Regions from separate parts of the Homo sapiens genome. Here region 1 is linked to region 2. The links are chromatin contacts, found by Hi-C or POLR2A ChIA-PET in ENCODE. All regions are on one chromosome and are shown on one strand. The core of a region is the stretch at or near the end of the contact, and the rest is flanking DNA. Distances in the headings are between cores, read along the strand shown. Region 1 has its middle 18 kb from the start of MIR8079. Region 2 has its middle 31 kb from the start of NRAD1.

The links. A loop is a pair of places that touch in the nucleus more often than their neighbours do. ChIA-PET counts read pairs that join two places held with the same protein, here RNA polymerase II (POLR2A). Pooled maps may share reads with other maps.
Region 1: a map of uterus shows a loop between it and region 2 (2.9-fold over the local background). The contact joins two enhancer-like sites. A Hi-C loop is called at or near these places in 6 of 168 maps with a recorded cell type or tissue (Caco-2, ascending aorta, chondrocyte and 3 more) and 8 of 50 pooled maps. POLR2A ChIA-PET finds 5 or more read pairs at or near these places in 2 of 52 experiments (Caco-2 and T-cell).

Annotation. Positions count from the first base shown.
Region 1 is chr13:44,211,718-44,216,867 of GRCh38, forward strand. No RefSeq gene overlaps it. Among named protein-coding and RNA genes, the nearest start is that of MIR8079, 18 kb to the left of the region's middle. Within about 2 kb of position 1,499, at least 5 of the 41 ENCODE cell types and tissues checked have a DNase peak (open chromatin) inside an H3K27ac peak, as active enhancers do; they include uterus, where a contact is called at or near this core.
Region 2 is chr13:44,050,532-44,056,287 of GRCh38, forward strand. No RefSeq gene overlaps it. Among named protein-coding and RNA genes, the nearest start is that of NRAD1, 31 kb to the left of the region's middle. Within about 2 kb of position 2,545, at least 14 of the 41 ENCODE cell types and tissues checked have a DNase peak (open chromatin) inside an H3K27ac peak, as active enhancers do; they include uterus, where a contact is called at or near this core.

The DNA of each region.
Region 1 (5,150 bases), core at 249-2,748, 160 kb after region 2:
CAGAGGGCTCTAGAGTCTAAAGCCCCTGAGTAAAAGAGGGAGATGGAATGATCAGTTTGCACGACTAGAGCATATACATGAAGTGTAGGCCACTGAGCAAATATCTAATTGCCTTTCAGGACACAGAGGCCCTAAGGCCCCACGCCTGGCTCTGACACCTGTCACCACTCTTGAGTGGACCCAAGGGAGTTTGTCTGCTCAATAAAGGCATTAGGGTCCTACCTGTTAATCTGTCGCCTCAGGGCCTGTACGAAGGTCCCTTATTCATTATACTGTCAACTCCTTCACCTTTGAGGCGGAATAAAAATGCAATAATTGTCCCGTGGGATTGGGAAAACACAAAGGATAATGTATTCCCCGAAACAGTGTTATTTAACAGTCCATCAGATAGGGGAAAATGTACTGGCAGCTTTTCTTATGCTTGCTTTGAGCACGCATGTGTGTACGCGTGCATATGTGTGTATGTGGGTGGCTGGGTGTGTGCGCGCACGTGTGCATGCACACTTCAGTATGTGGGGCGGGGAGGAGCCCTTTTTTTCTTTTTGGAGTTTGCTTTGTTATTAAAATTTTCTTTGAAAAATACCATTTGTTAGAACATTCTTTCTAGAAACCTCCAGTAGGAAATACTAGAGGCAATACAGGGTAAGAGATACTGTTTAGAAAGCAACACCTTCGGAGACAGAAATAACAAGATTTGAATTCTTGCTCACACATAGAGAATGATATGAAGCAAGTGAGGTTATTGTCTATACCCCTCATTTCTAACCCACCTCTGGGAAATAGGTATTCTATAATAAAGCCTTTGGGACAGGGCGACTGTGAGCATAAAATAAAGTGGAATATATAAAGTGCACACGTGAGGAACTGGGCATGCAGTAAATGGGTAAGAACAGTGACAGCCAACATTTATTTAACTTCTGTATGAAGATGTTGGCTTCAGTGCTTTACCTAGAAGATGCCATTGAACCCTCACCACTACCCTGAGAGGTAGATACTGCAATTATTCCCATTCTACAGAAAAATGAGGCTTAGAAAGCCTCTGCCTGAGGACTACAGCTAGTTAAGAGGTGGAGGCAGGATTGGAACTCGGCCCCAGCTCTATTCACAGAATCCTGTACCAAGATTGTAACCTGAGTCCCACGAGCCAGATCTGGCTTACGGATATGTTTGCTGTGGCTTACTGTATTTATTTTAAAAAATCTAACTTACTTGCCAACAGTTAAAAATTGGGAGAGGTTTCATAGTTCTTAATCTTTGGCTTCGCTTTAAAAATCTGAAGCTCTGGATACCCTGCCCCTGTGTTCTCATGTAACCATGACAGGCTGGAGCTGTCCAGTGGCTGTCACTTTTGGACAGCCAGGATTGTGTCACAGTCCACCTGCTCCTCATCCTCACACATTCAGGCAACCACCGGGCCCCTGGGAGCATCTGAGGATTTGACTTCTCTCCCACTGCCTTTTACATCCATATTCCTCTCTAAAGCCATAAAGTTGTTAGGCAACAATCTGGTATCTGTACGTGATTCCTTTGTGGAGTAAAATGCCTGCAGTAACTCTCATCTCTGCTGAATTCTAGTCATTCCTGCCTGATGCAACTCCCAGTACGATGTCAGTAACACACGAATAGTCTCCTGGATTCCTCGGGGGGCCCTCCTGATGCCTCCCTCTGCTCTAAGCCTGGAAAGACCCAGAAGCATCCCCCCGGCTCTGAGCATGTATCATCCCTTAGGTTCGTCTTTTTCCTCCCTTTGATCTCCCAAAAAGCTATCTTAGCCAAGAGACTCCTCACCTCTGCCTTCCTGGATTATTGCAGTAGCCTTCCACCTGACCCCCTAACATACCCCCACCCATTCAAAACCTTCATATTCATCTTCAGCAAATCTTTCTTTTCTTATTTTTTTTATTTCTGTAAGTTTTAGGGGGACAAGTGGTATCTGGTTACATGAGTAAGTTCTTCAGTGATGATTTGTGAGATTTGGGTGCATCCAACACCCAAACAGTATACACTGAACCCGAATTGTAATCTTTTATCCCTCACTCCCTTCCCGCCCTTTTCCCCTGAGTCCCCAAACTCTATTGTGTTATTCTTATGCCTTTGCATCCTCATAGTTTAGCTCCCACTTATGAGTGAGAACATATGATGCTTGGTTTTCCATTCTTGAGTTACTTCACTTAGAATAATAGTTTCCAATCCCATCCAGGTTGCTGCAAATACCATTAATTCATTCCTTTTTATGGCTGAGTAGTATTCCATCATATACATATATATATATATGTGCCACAGTTTCTTTAGCCACTCGTTGATTGATGGGTATACAGTTTGCTTCTACATTTTTGCAATTGTGAATTGTGCTGCTATAAACATGCATGTGCAAGTATCTTTTTTGTATAATGAATGACTTCTTTTCCTCTGGGTAAACACTCAGTAGTGAGGATTGCTGGATCAAATGGTAGTTCTACCTTTGGTTCTTTAAGGAATCTCCACACTGTTTTCCATAGTGGTTGTACTAGTTTACATTCCCCCCAGCAGTGTAGAAGTGTTCCCTGTTCACCGCATCCACACCAACATCTATTATTTTTTTATTTTTTGATTATGGCCCATTCTTGCAGGAGTAAGATGGTATCACACTATGGTTTTGATTTGCAAGCAAATCCTTCTTTCATGGCCAGAGTCAGCCTCATGGGTGTGAAGTTACATAAGACCCCTGCTTAGAAGGACCCCTCAGCTGGTTTATGCCTTGCTATTGCATTTTGAAATGTCTAATGATTTCTGAACAAAGGCCTGCATTTTTATTTTGCACTGGGGCTGGCAAGTAATATAGCTGGTCCTGTTCATGTTTCAATTCAAGAAGCTTTGATGACTTCTAACCTTAGTAGTATTTCCATCTTTTCTGAACAATGACAAAGAACGTGATAACATTTGTACACTGCAGTGGGCTGCTCTGGAAACCCAGAGCCTGGCCAGCCATGCAGGAGAAAACAGATGTGATGGCAAATTGTGACTCTTTAGCTTCAACCAAAAATGCTGAGTACACCTGTGAGGGAAGTTCCGGCCTGCAAGAGAGAGCCCGTGAGTTCACTATAGTTCTCATCAGCTTTATCTCAGGAAGCTTATCCTGCAGTCAGGCTGATCTCTGTGAGTTCACATATTAGTCACACGGTCATCTCCAGGCCCTCATTCATACAAATCCAGTTTCTAGGAGTAATCACTCCCCTTCTCAGTGTTACCCAAATCCTGCACACATTCTCAGAGCAGCTCAAGTCCACAAAGTGTGCCCTGTGTATTAATATCAGCCAACAGTGCTTCATTCACACATTGCATGACTATTGATGTCTTAATCTGTGGAGGTACTGAGCCAGTGTGGGGCATATGATTGTAATAGCATGTGCAAGCCCCTGCCTGATGAAGTTAGGGATGCAAACAAGTAAAGGGGTCACTTCAGTGCAGTGTGACCAGAGATGTCGCAGAAGAAGTAAGGGGAGGATGCACGCATTTCCCAGGGCTGCTCTAACAAATTACCACCCACCGCGTGGCTTACAGCAACACAAATGTGTTCTCTCACCATCCTGGAGGAGACAAGTCGAAATCAAGGTGTCAGCAGGGCCATGCCCCCTCTGAAGGCTCCAGGGAAGCATCCTTCCTTGCCAATCTCAGCTTCTGGTGCTTCTTGGTTTGGGGCTTGCACAGCTCCAGTCTTTGTCTCCTTCTCCACGTGCCATTTCCCTCTTCTCTCTGTGTCTCTCCTCTGCATGCCTCTCATAAAGACACTCATCATTGTATTAAGGGCCCACCTGGATAATCCAGGATTATCTCCCGTCAAGATCCTTACTTCGTTATGTCTGCAAACAGCCCTTTTTAAACTAAGGTAACATTCCCAAGTTCTGGGAATCAGGTTGTAGATGTATCTTTGGTGGTGAGGGGTGGGGATCACCACTCAATTCACTTCAGAGGGTTTATGACAGGGCAGCTAACCCCACACTGGGGAGTTGGGGGAGGTCTCCTTGAATAAGTTAACATTTAAACTGAATAAGTCAGGCAAGGGGGGAAAGAAGGGTGTGGAGGAGTGAAAGTGTTTCTGGAAATAATATGTGCAAAGATCCCAATACAAAGTTAAGCATCCTGGATACCTGGAACTGAAAGAAGCTACGTGTGTCTGCAGAATACTTAGCAGTACAAGGAAGAAAGGGTAAAAGAAGCAGCTGGAGAAGTAATCAGGGCCAAATCTAGATGGGCCTTGTAACCACAAAGTCAATCTGGCCGATGTAATGGGGAGGCATTGAAGGGTTTTCAGCAACACAAGGACATTAGCAGATTTGGGAAGATTGCTATGGCTGGAGAGTGAAGAACGGTTTGGAGCAGGCCAAGACTAGAAACAAGGAGACTGGTTAGGATATGGTAACACTATCCAGGCAGTGCATGACAAGTTAGGATGATGCTGAAGGGAAGGGAGAAAAGTCAATACATTCGAGAGGTTACTTGGAAGGTAAAATCAACAGGACTTAGTAACTGATGGGGTTTCAGTATGAAGTTAAGGATGAGGCACAGTCTTCTGGCTTCTGGTGTGGACGGAGTTGCCATTGTTGAGGTAGGAACTGAGAAGGAAGTGCAGTTTAGGTGGGCACTATATGGGGTAAGTTTGAAGTGTCCGTAGGACAGCTGATTGGAGTCTCTTATTGGGCATTTGAATTTGGATTTCTGAAGCAGAGCAGTCTGGGGCTAGAAATACAGACTTGGGAACAATCAGCACGTGGATGACATGTTAAGTCATGGAATGAATGACCTTGCTCAGGAATAGATGGCATGAAAAAAGAACAGGGCCCAGGATAGAATGCCCAGGAGCACTGGTGCTTATGTGATGGACAGAGGACAAGGAACTGTGGTAAATGGCAAAAGACACAGAGGGCAACCACTTCCAATATTCAGGTATGTGTGACTTTTTACCATACAATTGGAAACTTACTGTCAATTATCCTATTCTATGTCCCTCATTTTATATTTCATTGGACAATTCAAGCACAATATTGTTCTATGTTATGTTGTCTTGATCACTATTTTGTATACCTGGGAACCAAAGCAAGGGTTGAGAACAGGGGCCCCATCCATTAATAAGCACTGCACAATTGGCTAGGTATGAACTGTCCAGAGCCTGA
Region 2 (5,756 bases), core at 1,295-3,794:
TTGATGAATAATAATAATAAATAATAATAATACCCCACAAGCATTCGCTGACTGATGCATTTAAGGACTCTGAAGAAACTCCTGATGCATCAATTTCACTGCTTCTCTATTTCTCCACCAGATGGCAGAAGAAGGGCCAGGATATTGACCCTGAAATTTTTTTTGATTCTTAGATATTAAATATGAGATGGTATCAAAGGTTGGAAGTGAACATTTAAATATATTCCCATAAATTTATGTTTATTATAAAATCATAAAGCCATTTATGATTTATTATTTATTATTTCATTATAAAATATATTTCCTACAGAGAAATATCTTGAAATAAATAAAGGGTGTGGAAAACTTTGATACTGTGTCAAAGGTTAAAAGTTAAGCCAGGCATTTTAGACCAGGGGATGTATTAATACTTTCTCTGATATCCTTACGAAATGGGCAGTGGGACAGAGAACCACTTAGTGAAAGTTTTTTTACCCATCCTCCTTTTGCACCTGGAAATGTAAATAAGAAAGATGTATGGATATAAAAGATGGTGTTTTATCCAATGCTGCAATGGCTCTGGGCCTTATAAGAATTGCATTCCCTGCCAGACACAGTGGCTCACGCCTGTAATCCCAGCACTTTGGGAGGCCAAGGCAGGCGGATCACGAGGTCAGGAGTTCAAGACCAACTTGGCCAATGTGGTGAAACCTCATCTCCACTAAAAATACAAAAATTAGCTGGGCATGGTGGCCAGTGCCTGTAATCCTGGCTACCTGGGAGGCTGAGGCAGGAGAATCATTTGAACCTGGGAGGCAGAGGTTGCAGTGAGCTGAGATCGCGCCACTGCACACCAACCTAGGTGACAGGGTGAGCCTCTGTCTCAGAAAACAAACAAACAAAAAAAACAGAATTGCATTCTGTACTCCTATCCAGTGTTATTTTGAGGATAAACTCTTAAAATTTATCTCACAGGGTAAAGTGTGTAAGAAAATTAAAAGGGGTAGTCAGGGACCTGAGGGCCATCAGCCAACACAAAGAAGAGTCTGAATTCTTAGAGCTGGTGAATGTTTAACATCTTGGCATTGTTCAGGGTTGCCCAAGTTTATTTAGTAAGTTCTTAAATAAATGGAGAAGAATGTTTTATTACTCTCATATAAATGGATTTAAAAGAGAGATCTAAAAAAGACAGTTTGTTTCAGCCAGAAAACAACTTCATTCATATTCTCATTGGTATTTCTCTCATCCATATCTAAAAACCAAAGCACTTCTCATGGATTTACATAGTCTGTCTTTTGAGATAAATGGTCATTAGATGACAATTTAGAGAGAAAAGGAGTGAGGTGAAAGAGATTGTTTTGAGAGTATCCTTTTTAGGCAATAACATGCATACTAGGAATGAAAAATTAATTTTAAGACAGTGGTTTTAAGATTTCTTAATCCATATTTGAGTAGTATATTTTAGGAAGTATATACACACATATGATATTTTACTGCACAGCCTCTGGGTTTTCTGAGGCCCTGGCTTAACCCTTTTCTAGTTGCCATGGCTACGAGGACACAAATACAACATCCATACCATGAGCTGGATCTATGAGGAAGAATTTCCAACTGTATACATAGTATGTGTATTTGACCCAAGCTTTTCAGAAAGAATTTGACACAATTTTAAATGTAGTAAATTGTCTGTGTGAGTCATACAATGGAAATAGCGTATGCAGCTAGGAAAATGTAGTCTCATAAATGAACCAAGGGGAAAATAACATTGGAACCCCGTTCTCTCTAAAACCTCCATCTTGCCTTCCCTCATCTCTTCCTGATGTAAAGAATGTCATAGAAAACTTGAAGAAAATCATTCTAAGCTTTTATTTTTTTCTTTTTAAAGTTCAAGCCTAAAATAAATGATTATTTTCAAGCAAATCATAAATCTGTAATCTGAGATACTGGTCTTGCAAAAACACTTCAACGCTTCCAATTACTGGCTGTAAACTGCTTTTCTAAAAACCCTCTTAAATGTTCACTCTGCATTCTGAAAGAAGAACACAGACTGAAATTTCATCGCCATTTGCTCTGATTCCTAACTAAGGTGCTCCTCACACAGAATCTCCAGGAAGCAGAGATGGATGGGTAGATTTTACAATGGAGAGAGGACCGGTCCACTCTCAAAGTTCCATCCTGGACATTGAATAGCATCTTGGGAGGAACCAAAATGGGATCCCACTCTGGGTAAGACATGATAACACCAGCAGTGAGATTCCTGTGGATAGGGGAGTTTTCTTGGGCAGGGGTGAAGAGATACAGAAGAAAAGCAGGGAAGTGTGAATGCTAGGGATACAAAGAGAAGCCCCGGCAGGGAGCCTCACACAGATGCTTAATAAATGCTTTTTGATTTGACTGAATGATCAAAGTGTGGTGTTAGCGTCAAGCAGTCTTAGCACCATCGCATATAAATGCCTTTGGCAATCCACATGTCGGTTTATCTGGGGGCGGGGGTCAGGCTGTCGGAAGGGATGCTGTGCCCTTGCTTGATGTGAGTGGGCAGCCAGGGCCAGCCGTGGGAAGGGATTGAATCGTGGCGTCCTGTTCTTGCAACAGCCACATTCCTCATCGGAAGCTTGTACTGAGTGTTTGTCCTGCAAGCAGGAGCAGTCTGGGTGCATTTTTGAGATTCTGTGGGAGTTGCTGCAACTCAGACCCTCGGTTTTCTGATGTCCAAAAGAAGGGCGATAGTAAACAAGTAATAAGTAATAGTATTTGTTTATGTACATAACTTAACTCATAAAATCGTGCGATGATTTTAAAAAAAAGCTTTAAACAGCAGATATAAAAAGATAAGGTCCTTTTCATCAGAGGGTCCTGCTAGAATCTTTTCAGGAGGTAGGAGGCGGCATAGCTGAGTGGAAAGAATGTTGACCTGATGGGCCAGAGAAACAAATTCATTTCCCAGTTGAGCATAAACAGTTGTGAGACCTTGAGCCTCTCAGCCTTTCTGGGTTCCAACTTTCTCATCTGCAAATTTAAGGTGCTGGTCTAGAAGATCTTCCACTTCATGTTTTATTATCCTACAGAGAATTAAGAAAGGAATTGAGAGCCTAGTTTCCCTGGGGAGGTCAGTTTTACTTCTGAGGCCCTCAGATAGCCCTCTAGACGTCTGGCTAAAGGACAGAGGCATTTACATTCACATTTTCAGGTTGTATTTGGGAAATCGGACTAAGGAACAATACATTTCACATGCTCAGAAGCACAACCCCAGGTTAAGAAGGAGAGGAAGGCACTGCCTTACAGCAAACATCCACCTTATCTCGACCCCTAACCTCTCCTGGCCACATACCCCTGTCTAGATGAGCCACTCGGGATGGCCAGTGACCAAATAGCATGTGCAAAAGGAGTGGGGACTGGTGGGTAGTGGGGAGGAGAAAGAGAGAAAAGACTTTTCTGGACCCGTGGTAAATATGATTTCCTTGGTACTGAATGGAAAAGAATAAGCACTGCTTTTGATTACTCAAGTCCAACTTTCAAGAGTTTCAACAACTTCAGTGGGAAAAAGTATGCATATGTGTGTATGTATGTAATGTATGTATATATGTGTGTATATGCATATACATGCACAGACATATGTATACACAACACATAAATACATATGTGTGCAAAGCATATATATATACACATACACCTGTATGTTTATAAATTTATATTAAAAATCTTAGGAATGGCCTCATCTTCTCACCAGTGGTCTCTTCTCTCTGTTTCTACATCTTAGTCTCTCCCCATAAGACATATACCCAGTGAAATTCAGACTGAAATGTACAGAACTCTCTTCTAGATATTCTTCTTGGTGCAAACACTCCCTCGGTCCATATCCCTGTCCTTGTGCCCCCATCATCATAAAAAACAGGGACAGAATTTGAGAATTCTAACAGTTTGGGAAACTGTAAATGCCCACCCTTTTTGCATTTGCCACTGTTTCCATGACAAATTTTTTTCTCAGGAGAAAAGAACATTTCTAAAAGATCAAAATTAAATCACTTTGCAGACTCAAAAAAGGATGGTGGCTCTGGGGAAGTATTAACATGAAATAACACTATTTGTATCTAAAATCATTTATACCATGCATAAAATTCTCCCAGCATTTCAAATTTGCTAAGTTTAAAGTTCAGTCTTCTTCTTGTGTGTTTCTTTCTATTGGCACAGAATACAAAAGGGAGAATAGCTTTTGAACTCTCCGGTGATGTAACAAAATCTGATTTCATTGATGAGGATCATTGCTGAGTGAGGTATTTTGTGCTGAAAAAGTAATTGCTAGTTTGACATAGAGAAGCCATATCTATATCTACACAAATGCATATATAGAATGAGTAATATACAGATGTGTGTATTTATGTATATCTGTGTGGATAGATAGATTGATAGATGGATAGACTAATCCCCATTCAGACAAAAGTCCTCTTTGCCTTCCCTATATTATTCTTCAGTTATGTACACAAGGATTTCACTATCATCAATCTACTTGCCAATTATTTCTATGTTTTATCATCAGTTTTGGTTTTCCTCCTAGAAACTGTTGTTAAATGATATGTGATGGATGCTATATAAGCAGATATTACTTATCAGCCTGGAGAGACAGGATTGGATATTTTTAGGAGATCTCATTAAGAATACATAGGCCACCACCACCACCATCAAACACACACACACACACACACACACACACACACACAATATATATATATATATCACTTTAACAGCAACAACAAAAATAACTCCCCTTTCCCAAGTCCTCGTCTTGTATTTCTCTGCCTGACCTTCCACTGAAACAATAAGATAATATTCTTATGGAATGGGATTCCCACTTGTGGCAATACCTTTATAGAGGGCATCAACAACTGTGAATGAGTTCATCACAGTTTCTGGGCTCTGACAGAGAGGGACCAATAACGTGCTACTGTCAACCAAAAAGTATCTGAGACAGGTCTAAATCAATTCAGAAGTTTACTTTGCCAAGGTTAAGGACAGGACCAGGAGAAAAGAACATGGAACCACAGAAACAGTCTATGATCTGTGCCTTTTTCCAGAGATGATTTTGAGGGTTTCAATATTTAAAGGAGGAAAGTGGGCACGAGTGGAAAGAGGAAGGGGATGGATGGTCACATTGCTGAATCCACATGTTGCAAGAGATAAAAAGCAGGTAGGAGAATAGGCAATTAATATTTGTTTCACATTCAGTAAATTGAGATAAGGTGAACATGGAGTAGCTACCCGTGGAGATGTTTAACCTTTTATCTGTAGCTGTCTGCTTAGGAACAAAAGGAAAGGCAGTTTCTTGCATGACTCAGCTTTCAGCTTAATTTTTTTCTTTTTGGCATAGTGAAAGTGTTAACTTTCCTTTCACACTATGAACCACTAAGTATCTGAAAGGAACGGGGCAGGGATCCCAGCTACTCGAGAGGCTGAGGCACGAGAATCACTTGAACCTGGGAGGCAGAGATTGCAGTGACCCGAGATCGCACCATTGCACTCCAGCCTGGGTGACAGAGTAAGACTTGGTCTCAAAAAGAAAAACAAAAAGAAAGGGACGGGGATAGGTGAGGAGAAAAAAAAATGCTTGTGTGGGGAAAGCAGTGAAGTAAGAAAAGAGAAAGAGTTAAAGAAAAACTTCATATTATCTAATGGAGTCTAACAGAAATTGAATTCAAACCTTGGCTCTTTCGTTTAGTGTTTGTTTTGTATACTTGAACCAGTTAGTTGCCTAATCTCTATGATCCTTAGGTATTTACCTG